Regions from separate parts of the Mus musculus genome. Here region 2 is linked to region 1. The links are chromatin loops, found by intact Hi-C in ENCODE. Cell type or tissue: heart. All regions are shown on one strand. Each heading gives the region's core, and the rest is flanking DNA. Links, peaks and the distances in the headings are about the cores only.

Region 1 (5,378 bases), core at 307-5,306:
TTAAAGTCAAGCAGCTACTGATAAGTGGCTCTTTCCTCACCCACTCACGGGTATACACATTATACCTGTGTACACAGGCAGGGGAACAAGGCAAAGTATCTGTAGAGAGACCATCTTGTGCATTGTACGCATGCCTCATCTGTCTATTAAGAAGCCTATGGCCTATAGCTCAGATAAGAAATAGAGGTGGGACATTGGGAGAAAAAAAGAATTCAGGGAGATGAAGAGAAGGGAGAAGCCCAAAAAGAGGTAAAGAGATGGACACATAGTACCTGAGCACAGGTAACCAGCCACACAGCAAAATGTAGGTTGAACTAAATGGGTATATTTAGTTATGATCTAGTCAAAGCAGAGCCTCGCTGTATGACCCAGGTATTTATGAATATAATCTGAGTCAAAGTTTTATTTCTTGGATCATGGGGCTGAGGGGCAAAACGAAGACCTAACAAGTGCTTGTTTTTCTGTGTTGGTGCACGATTGGGCAATACGCTGAGCACAGGGTCAGCAGGGCACATTTCACAGGGGAGTGTAGGGTTATTCCTTAAGCAATGCAAGGAAAACCAGTGGAACCTAATTCCTATGGCTGTACACCAGTGTCCAACGTACCTGGAAAACATGCCTAGTTGCCCATTGTATTAGTCAGGGTTCTCTAGAGTCACAGAACTTATGAATAGTCTCTAAATAGTAAAGGAATTTATTGATGACTTACAGTCGGCAGCCCAATTCCCAACAATTGTTCAGTCGCAGCTGTGAATGGAAGTCCAAGGATCTAGCAGTTACTCAGTCTCACGCAGCAAGCAGGCGAAGGAGCAAGAGCTCGAGCTAGAGCTCCCTTCTTCCAATGTCCTTATATTGTCTCCAGCAGAAGGTGTAGCCCAGATTAAAGGTATGTTCCACCACACCTTTAATCCCAGATGAAAGGTGTAGCCCAGATTAAAGGTGTGTTCCTTAAACTGGGAGATTCAATCTTCTGGAATCCATAGCCACTGTGGCTCAAGATCTTCAAACCAAGATCCAGATAAGGATCTCCAAGCCTCCAGATAAGGGTCACTGGTGAGCCTTCCAATTCCGGATTGTAGTTCATTCCAAATATTGTCAAGTTGACAACCAGGAATAGCCACTACACCCATCTACCAGGGAAAAGCTAATTCCAGAGATGGAGCTCAGGCAACTTGGGACAGGCTTGTATAACTTCTAAAAGACCTCAACAACAAAAGTAAACACAACAATGACACCCCCAGCCCCCAGAAAACAGAAGAGTTACCTGAGAAAGGCAACTGTGCCTTGTCCAAGAAGGGCCCTGGTGATGTTGGTTACATTTGGAGACAGTCTTCTATTTTAACAGAAGTAACATACTGCCTTTACTTTATTCTCTTTCACATCAAGCACTGTTTATAGTGGGATATATGGATGACCCAGAGTTCTAGAATGGGCAGGACTTTACTAAGGTAAAGTTTAATTCTTTTTTTAGGGTCACTGTCTTGGTGTTGTGAACCTTCTTTTTCTTTGGGAAACAAAGGATTTCTAGAGATTGGCTAATTCATCTTCTCTATGAAGCTGATGCAGTTTGCTGTAAATGTGTTTTGCTCTGCAGACAATAGTGCAGTGATGGAATGGTTACTCAGAGAGTCTGTGAATAAATGAATAAATCACACACCTGTTAAATCATGTGCTGTGCAGAATGAAGGGGTTGTGATCAGTTTTTTAAAGAGTAGAATGTTTTTACTTTCTATTTGCCACTCCCAAAGACTTTCTCAGAGCAATGCCTTGTATATCTCCTTTTTAAGTGAACCTCTAAGGACTTGATAGCTTTTACATATATGTAGTCTTCTTTCTTGTTGATCTGTTGTTGTTGTTGTTGTTATTATTATTATTATTATTATTATTAAATAACATCATGCTATGTAGTTATGTAGCCTGGCAATCCTAGTACATGGTATGTAGCCAAAAGTAGGCTCAAACTTGTGGTAATCCTCCTGTCTCAGCTTTCCAAGTGCTAGGATAATATGCATGTGCCAATGTGCCTGACTCATGCATGGGGATTCTAAATTACTGGTTCATCAATTAGTCCCATCAACGTTAAGGGTTGTAAGTAAGAATACTAATCAGTCGTCTCATCCTCTTCTGGGTCTCAGAGTAAGTCAAAGATGGAGACAAAGAAGCGAAATGATCTGAAGTGGTTCCTAAAGCAGGCTGCTAGTGGCCCACAGATAGCCATGAAGTATGTCAGGGTAGAGGAACAGGCCAAATCCTTGGGACCTAGAGTCCAGTTCAAGAATGCTGACAATGGATGGATGACCTATCCAGACCAGAAATGTAGGCATTCTGTCTACAGCCCAGACCAGTGTAAGAAATGCAGCATGAAGCTGCTTGGTATGGAAATCTTTGCATGCTTAGCTTTTGGCTTCTCATGCATATCTTATAGTTTTAACGCCAATGCTCTCAGGCAAGCAGAGACGTGTGCACCATAATGAAAACATTGTGTCATTATGATCCAAGGCAAACAATAAATACACCATTGAATGCTGGGTATGAGACTTACCAGTAGAGTTTCTGCCTAGCATGTATCAAGGCCTGGGTTCCACTCCCTGGCACCACAAAAATAATTTGTTTTTTACCTACTTTGTTTCTGTTATCTCCCAAGATATAAAAGAAAAAAAGGGGTACAGGCTCTGAAACCAGACTGTGTAACTTAAAATTCATGCTCTGTATTCTAGTAATTTTTCACTGTCAGATCGATTAACCTGAATTTGTTTACTAATTCTAATGACACGGACATGAAATTACTAGAGTGTAAAAGTCTTAGGGGAAATTAAGTGATTGGTGTATCTGTGTGTGTGTGTGTGTATGTGTGTGTGTGTGTGTGTGTGTGTGTGTGTATTAGGGTTTCTATTGTGTTAAAATGCTGGGCCAGGCATGGTGGCGCACACCTTTAATCCCAGCACTTGGGAGGCAGAGGCAGGCAAATTTCTGAGTTTGAGGCCAGCCTGGTCTACAGAGTGAGTTCCAGGACAGCCAGAGCTACACAGAGAAACCCTGTCTCGAAAAACCAAAAAAATAAAACATAAAAAATAAAATAAAATAAAAAATGTTATGAACATAAATCACTTTGGAAGAAAAGAGTTTATTTCCTTTTTATTATTTTTTAAAATTTATACATTTATTTATTTATTTACTTCCTCTTCATAGTCCATCATCAAGGGAAGTCGGGGCAGGAACTCAGGCAGGGCAGGAACCCAAAGGTGAGCGCACTGGTGAAGAAGCCATGAAGGAGTGCTATTTACTGGCTTGTCCCTCATGGCTTGCTCATCCTGATCCCTTCCATCCCCATAGCAAGATCACTGGTCCATGAGTTGAACACACACAATAGGTTGGACCCTCTGCCATCAATCACTAAATAAGAAAACTCCCTCCAGCCTTGTTTACCGAGATGGAGCTTATGGAACAATTTTTCTCAATTGAGGCTCCCTTCTTTCAGATGACTCTCGCTGTGTCAAGCTGACATGAAAGCAGGCTGCACAGTGTATGTGTGAAGCATGTACTGAAAGAGAGTTACCGTTAAGAGGTTTTGACTGGTTTTATGCACTATGTTATTTGTAGTATACCACTTCCGTAGATAGTTATCAACTGAAGCACTGGAAAAGCCAAGAGAGAAGCCAAAGAGAGAAAAAGATAGAGGAAGTGATAAAAAGGAAGAAAAAAACAAGGGTGGGGACAGAAAGTGACTGAAGGGAATTTACTTAGCAACACAGACCTTAGCTACACTTACACTGCTGACCTCTGTTACGGAGAGACGCTCTGCACAAACTGCAAACCTCACTAGGAATTCCCCAGGACTCCTTGGGAGTGGTCAACAGCATCCTCTTTGGTAGAGGACAGGTTTCCTTTCCTTCTTGTGTTAACCCACAAGCCTACCCTCCATGCTCTGGAAGGCTGAGTTTTTATCCACTCGTATTCTAATCTACTTCCTCCAAGTTCACCTAACTCTCTGAGCCCTACCACTGTCCTTACAGTGGGATAGTACCTATAGTACACTGAGCCAAAACTCCTATATTTTGTATTCCTAAGGTACCACTGAAATGCTTTTCTCTGGCTTTTCCTTCTTGAAGACTTGGGCGATGGTTGTGGCCATGGGGATATTTTATTTTTGTTTCTGTTTTATGCACCATTTTTGGTAAAAAGTATTATTTCAACTTATAAAGCACAGACCCTGTCACTGGATAAAACAGAGACGCCAGAGCGCTTGAGGAATATTTTCTGTGTATTGAAAGTGCTTATGTCCAGAACAGATCAAGGTTATGTTCCTTAATCATCTACCTCTGATGCTGAGAGAACTTCAGACACACTTAAGGGATTCTTGGAATCTCTTATTTTCGAGCAGTAATTTCAGAAGTCCATCAGCAAGACTTTTGAGGCTTCTAAAATAACTAAGTAGGAGACATCAGGAAACGCCATCTGGCCTTTAATTGCTATCTGGCTTTCTCCTAACCCATCATATTCCTATAGTTCCTGAGATCTTTAACATTGTTCTCATGTTTTTCAAAAGTATTTACTAAGATCCTTTCAGCAATCGATCAAAGAGCTAACCATCGTGAATTAGTGTATAATGGTATGTGTACATTAATACACATGAGGCTGCACACAGGGCTCACCACTGAACTAGAAGAGGGGACAGTTTCCCAAGTGATCTCATTGACGGGTGGCAAGTGCCTGACAGGATACACTCACCGGCCAGCTTTGGTGGCAGCCTCTAACCCAGGAGATGGGGTGGGGTGGGGTGGGGGGGGTTGTGAATCTTCCTAGAGGAACAAATATTTTCCATCAATCTCATCTTGGGTTTATTTATCTTTTAAAAAATAAATACCATTTTCAAGAAATGCTATTAGAAGACAGGAACTCTAGAAATATTAGCACACATTAATGTCCATAAGTCAAGGTCCTGAGTTAAGTAAATATTAGAATCATTACTTTCTAGATGGCACCAAGAGAAAGAGAGAAATCATACCGGGGGCTCTGTTTAAAGAGCAGGGAGCTATTTCTGTGGGGTAGGTTTATCAGGAGAGGTGACGTGCCTGGTGGTGCAGACAGGTCAAAGCACAGAAACAACACACAGGGCACAACCTACATTACAGTTTTGCCTAAAGCCTGAGCTAATCTTGAGCTCTGCTTTACCCTCCCACTCAGCAGGGAAAATGCCCAGCTGGGCTTCCAGAGTGGAAGTGAAGTGTAAGGAGGAAGTGGCTTTTAAAACTCTGACGAAGTGTCTACAGTTGTTGTGTGCCAAAACGAGTTTGCCTGGAAATTTTCCCATTCTGACGTCCTTCGGGTTGTCTCTTGGACCCTTCCGTATCGTAGCTCTTGTGTGACTGAAACCTCTG
Region 2 (5,378 bases), core at 133-5,132, 65 kb after region 1:
GATTCCTTTGAAGAGACAACCCTGAATATTTAACATTTGTGGTTGTTCTAGTGATTATCTGTAAGCACACTTTTTATGGTGTCTTGGAATCCTAACATTGAGGAAGAGGAGACAGGCAGATCCATGGAATTCACTGACTAGTCAGCCTAGCCTATATGGCAAATTCTGGGCCAGAAGTATTTTAAAATATGATCTTCATTTGAAAGCTAACCAGAATGTCTGGGAAGACATTTATTCTTTAAACTGTTTTTTTTTTTTTAAAAAGGTATAGACACTTTCAGAGAAATGATACACAAAGTAATTCTTTAGTCTCTACATATAAGCACAAACATGTGCCCTTGTACCAGTACATGCATGAACATGAAACACCCACATATATCATGGACATATAAGTAACCAGAAGCATCAAGAGTAAGTATATTGCTGTATCTATATAAGATTTTAGATATGGTCAGAAGCAGATGTAAGATTGGGAGGAAAAGGAAAGTTAGTATGAGGCTAACCATGAAAGAGGAACTAGTCATGAATTGAGAAGGAAGGCTATGGGGTAACTACGTGTCTTATCATAGATACCGACTTCTCTGAGCTTGTAACTCCATATTCCTCCACTCTAAGGTCAGAAGTGATTCAGGGGAAACCACACGTCTGATGAAAACTCAAGGAAAGGGCCCAGGTGAGAGCTCCAGAGAACACCAGAATAAGTAACTCCAGGCCCATGGTACCTCTTCTGTTTCCTTATCTGAACTGGGCACAACACCCTACCCACAGCTTGTGTGGAGACTCTTAATTAACATAGTTAATGTGTGCTACCTGTGTTCAAAATATCTAATGTGCACCTATCCCCTCCTCTCTCATGCCAAGCTCAAAGTCTGGATAAAAATGTTTGGATCAATTGGAAGAGAACTTCTAAGGACTTTAGGTTCTGGACTTGGAGTTTAAGGTTCTCTCAGAGAGAAGTTATCAACTCTGCAGAAATTGCTATAGAACTTTTCTGGGATAGACTCAACCTCACGCCCCATCTCAAATGCCCGAGAGAACAGTTACCACCCTCTTGACTTCTCATCCAACCAACTTATGCCCATTCCATTTTCTGCACAAGAAGACAATCATATGGCCCCCGTAGCTCCCAGCATAACACAGAGCATCACTGGATCTCCACCTCTGCAGGTTGGGCACAGTGTTTTCCAGTCAGTAGTCAGCTTTACAGGGTTAGCTGCATCCAGGAACAGCTGACAGCCTTTTTTAGCCGAGCAGCTGCTCTCTGATACACAATGTCCCTAACGCTCAAGGTCTGGTGAGCGGTCATTGTTTTGTATCCATATCAGCATTAACCGGTTCCTTTGATAGTCGGAGGGTATCTGGTCTGCCATTGAAAACCTTAACCATCAGAACTCTTAAGTCACATTAACACATCATCTAGATCAATGGGGGTGGGGGGGAAAGGGAACTTTTGGGGTTTAAAGAATTGATAATGTGGAGGAAATCTCTCTCTCTCTCTCTCTCTCTCTCTCTCTCTCTCTCTCTCTCTCTCTTTCTCTGACACACAGACACACACACAGTTGTATACTAAGGGATGTTTGTTGAGTGCTATTCTCTGAGCGTAACAGCAATCATGTTCCTCAGAACAGTGGTGACTACTTGTGACTCTCAAGATAGGATGTGCTGACTGTGGATCTTTCCTCCAGGAAGGAGAGTGACAGGAGGGTCATTGAACCCTTACTTGAGATTCTAGCTACTTCCTCTTGCACCTCTCAGACACCCCTAAGTAGGTGCTAGAGTATGCCGACTATAGAAGGGTATCAAAAGAACGGGGAATTCATGCTGCGGTGAAATTTTTAGGTGTGGTTGCTTTCAGATCTTCTGCGCTGCTGGGTGGGAAGTAACTTATAGCAAGCTCAAGAAACCTTTTGGTCCAAGACTGACTTCGGTGGAATCCTACTTTAGTTTGTTGTTGGTACCCTATCTGGGAGGGAGTGGTTATTTCCTTAGGAAAATAATCATGAAATAAGGACACTGTCACAGCATCATAGACAGTGGCAAGTTTTATCCTGAATTGGATTGCTGCTACACTGGCTATTGAGAAGGAAATGGGGTAGAAGACTTTAAGAAGTGCAATAAATAGTGTGATAGTCTTTTAGCTCAGCTCAGAGAATATCACCCAGAATGGGCACCCATTATTACAGAGATCAAGTCCTTTTAGTCAAAGGACCTTTGCCTCAGGGTGAAGAGAGTGGCTTAGAGCTACACTTTTAAACCTATTCAAGAACTGAACTCAAACAGGTCAGAGGTCTACACAAGGATGCAGACATAAGCCAGTTTCCCAATATTGCCGATAGCGTCAAGGATCTGTTTACTCACACGGGGCCTGTCTGCCACAATCCTTGTGTCTGTCACCCTTTCTCCTTCGTGGTTTTAAACTGCTCATTATGCATGGAACTTGATTGCCCAACCCTGCTTGGGGGATGAAAACATTAGCCAACAAAGAAAGAAAAACAGATAAGGAGGTCCACTTCTGGAACAAGTCAGACCGGGGAGAGATCAGGGCCAGGGGGAGCCAGAGGGAAGGAGTTCCTCGGGGGCCAGGACCTGGTCACAGCGCCCTCTCTCCGCCCAGCCCTGCGGCTCCAGGGCTGCGCGCCTTGGGAGGGAAGATGGTGAAAGCAGAAGCAGCGCCTACACCGGGAGAGCAGGGAGGAGGAGTTGGACTGAGGTTGGGCGGCTCCGAGGTCCAGGGCGAGCTTGGCCAGAGGGAGTAGAGAGCAGCGGGGCTGCGCAGGGACGCGTGCCGTGAGTTCCGGTGAGCGTGTGTGTCCCATGCTCCCGTCTTTCAGGCCGGCCCAGGACACGAAGCCGGAAGAGAGCTGGCTGGAGGGACGGGGGCCGTGAGCAGAGAGTGCAACCCGCGCAGCCCCGGGGACAGGCTGATTCTTGGCGCTCTCCGCCGGAGCCTGCCCAGGGCTGGGTGTGAGGCTGGCGTCACGTCAACGAGCAGAGGCGGCCAGGCGGGGCGGAGTGCGCGTGCGCGGGGCGGCGAGCACGCGCGCGCGCGCACCCCCGGGCAGCCTGGGCGGCCGCTCCTGCCTGTCACTGCTGCGGCGCTGCTGGTCGGTCGTTTCCCTTGAAGGCAGCAGCGGAGGCGGCGGCTGCTCCAGACACCTGCGGCGGCGACCCCCCGGCGGCGCGGAGATGTGGCCCTTGGCGGCGGCGCTGTTGCTGGGCTCCTGCTGCTGCGGTGAGTGGCTCGGGGATCCCGGCTCTCAGGCTGGTGCGCAGCACCCAGGCGCCCCCGCAGGAGTGTGGGCTGCACCCCCGCCGGCCAGGCGGCGCCCGGAGGAGAGCAGAGAGAAGAGGAGAGGGGTGGCGGGATGCGCGGGCCCTGCGCACCCGGAGCGCCACTGTGGGAGGGCCCGGCGGGGCATCGGCGCCCCTGCCTCCTCCCTCTGCTCTCCTTCCCTAGTCCCTTTCCCCCCCGGGGAGAGCGGGCTGAAGCTCCTCACTCTCCAGTGCGCACACGTAGGAAGAACTGGGAACAACCGCAACTGTGCAAAACCCCAACTGCAAAGAAAGCGAGGGGGCAGCTGCCGCCCCCCCCATCCCCTCCTCTTGCACCCCTCTCCTTTCTCAGAGCTTTCACGCAGCATTTGGGGTTGAAGGACTAGAGTGGGAGGCCCGGGCCTCTTGTGATGAAGTGCGCATTTTGGTGAAGTCGACCAGAAAGGCTTTTTGCCCTACCGCGTAAGCACTGGAGCAGAGAGAACACGGTGGACCCAAGTTTTATTTCCCACCCAGCTTTTATCGAAGCTTTTTTTTTCTTTCCCTCCCTCTGACCGCGTATTTTTGTGGTTGTTGTTTTGAATCCTCAAAACAAGCTTCCTGGAAACACTTCTCGTGACACCCCCGCTACCCCCCTCCCTTGCCAGCACTTTAATATATTCCTTATTGTAGATTAAAGTTTTTTTTTTCCCTCTTCCTTGGAGCAAACGTATTTTAAGATTTGCCCAGATATTGCCAGTGGTCTAAAGACAGTAATTGCCAGGGATGCACCTCCTCTTTTGTAAAGTATTTTGCTGTTTATGAACGCGTACCTCCTTTGTAAAAAGCCGAGGGAAGAATAGGAATTTTTGTGACCATATACCGCCCGGCAAGCTTCATATCTGCAGATTCCTCTGCGAACTTTTGGTAAGAATCGGAACAGACTTGCAGCAGGATAACAGCAAATGTTAAATTTGTCTTAGGATGGATGCTAAATTAATTGAACCTTAAACTGATGGTTAACCTCACAATGCCTTATAAAGGCCAGTGTTTGGGATCTATTTCCAAGATGCCCTTAATACCCTGCCCACCACTTCCCTCTCCCAATCATCCTGGGTGTTGTAGCTGATAATAATAAAGACCTGTGTTATCTAAATTGTTGGTATTGGATGTTTTCTGATTTTAGTCGTTTTTACTGTGCTTGTTACCATCGTTATCATTATAACACTGTTTTCAAATACCTGTTGTATAATCAGAGAGCTTTCATATTGAGCCAGATACAAATCTGTTATAAAATGCTACTGATTCAGACCATGGACAGTGAATCTTGTTTGTCTGAAGAGTGAAAAGTCTAAGCCATATATTATGTTTTTTTTTAAGCCTAATTCTCAAGTAGACTAAAAAGCAAAATTATTAGAATTGTAGTTTTGGTGATAGGAATTGTGGTAGGCCTTTGTTAGCGATAATTATGATCACATTCATTAATGCTCATTTTGTACAATGTTAGTACATTTGGTTCTATAAGGAGTTGCAAAATTCAGAACTTTCACTATTTTTATTGTGTTTGCTATTGACTAGGAAAGAAAAACAAACCCAAAATACAGGCATTATGGTTTGGGGTCGTTAGATGTTTGTAAATCAGCAATTGATAATGTTTGTCAAAGATAAGATGGACTTTTGTTTGTGTATCATATGTAGGTTCGAAAGAACACACATGAAAGCATGCTAACAGTCTCAGAACACAAGCAGTAGGGAACCTGGAGACTGGATTTAGCATCTAGCATGAGATGAAAGTCACGGATTTTTAAGGTTCATTTGTGCTGAAGTTCGATTCTGTTTTCAGTTTCATTTATAATGAAATGGGTAACCAGGGGCCATGTCCTTGTAATCTTCACAGTTTCACTGACCTCTGTGGTAAAGGGGGAGTGGGGTGGGGTTCCAACACCCTCTTCAGCCAATTACAGCGGAGTGCAGCCCCATGTAACCCTTTAGAAGATGTGGAATGAATGTCTGTATTCCTTCCCAGCATGTCCAGTTATACTTCCTTTAAAGGCATAGCAGTTTCCAGGGTAGTCACCAACTAGTAAATAAAACCTTAAATAAATAATATCAGTTGTATATGTGAA

Evidence for each region. A loop is a pair of places that touch in the nucleus more often than their neighbours do. Peaks named below come from ENCODE experiments on the same cell type or tissue, not always from the same donor. Only the 100,000 strongest peaks of a DNase experiment are listed, where the experiment ranks them.
Region 2: a loop joins it to region 1, with 9 times the contacts of the local background. A loop is called at or near these places in 11 of 42 quality-filtered maps.

Annotation. Positions count from the first base shown.
Region 1 is chr16:49,787,415-49,792,792 of GRCm38, forward strand. No RefSeq gene overlaps it. Among named protein-coding and RNA genes, the nearest start is that of Gm16619, 10 kb to the right of the region's middle. In heart, for the core only: no CTCF peak of the experiment used is centred there; a DNase peak (open chromatin) is centred at 5,247; H3K27ac peaks cover 1,052 bases.
Region 2 is chr16:49,852,601-49,857,978 of GRCm38, forward strand. Cd47 (CD47 antigen (Rh-related antigen, integrin-associated signal transducer)) reads left to right here and starts at 3,061. Exons shown (of 9, transcript NM_001368415.1): 1 at 3,061-3,232. The coding sequence starts at 3,187. It also overlaps Gm4633. In heart, for the core only: a CTCF peak has its summit at 2,592; a DNase peak (open chromatin) is centred at 2,991; H3K4me3 peaks cover 3,144 bases; H3K27ac peaks cover 2,045 bases.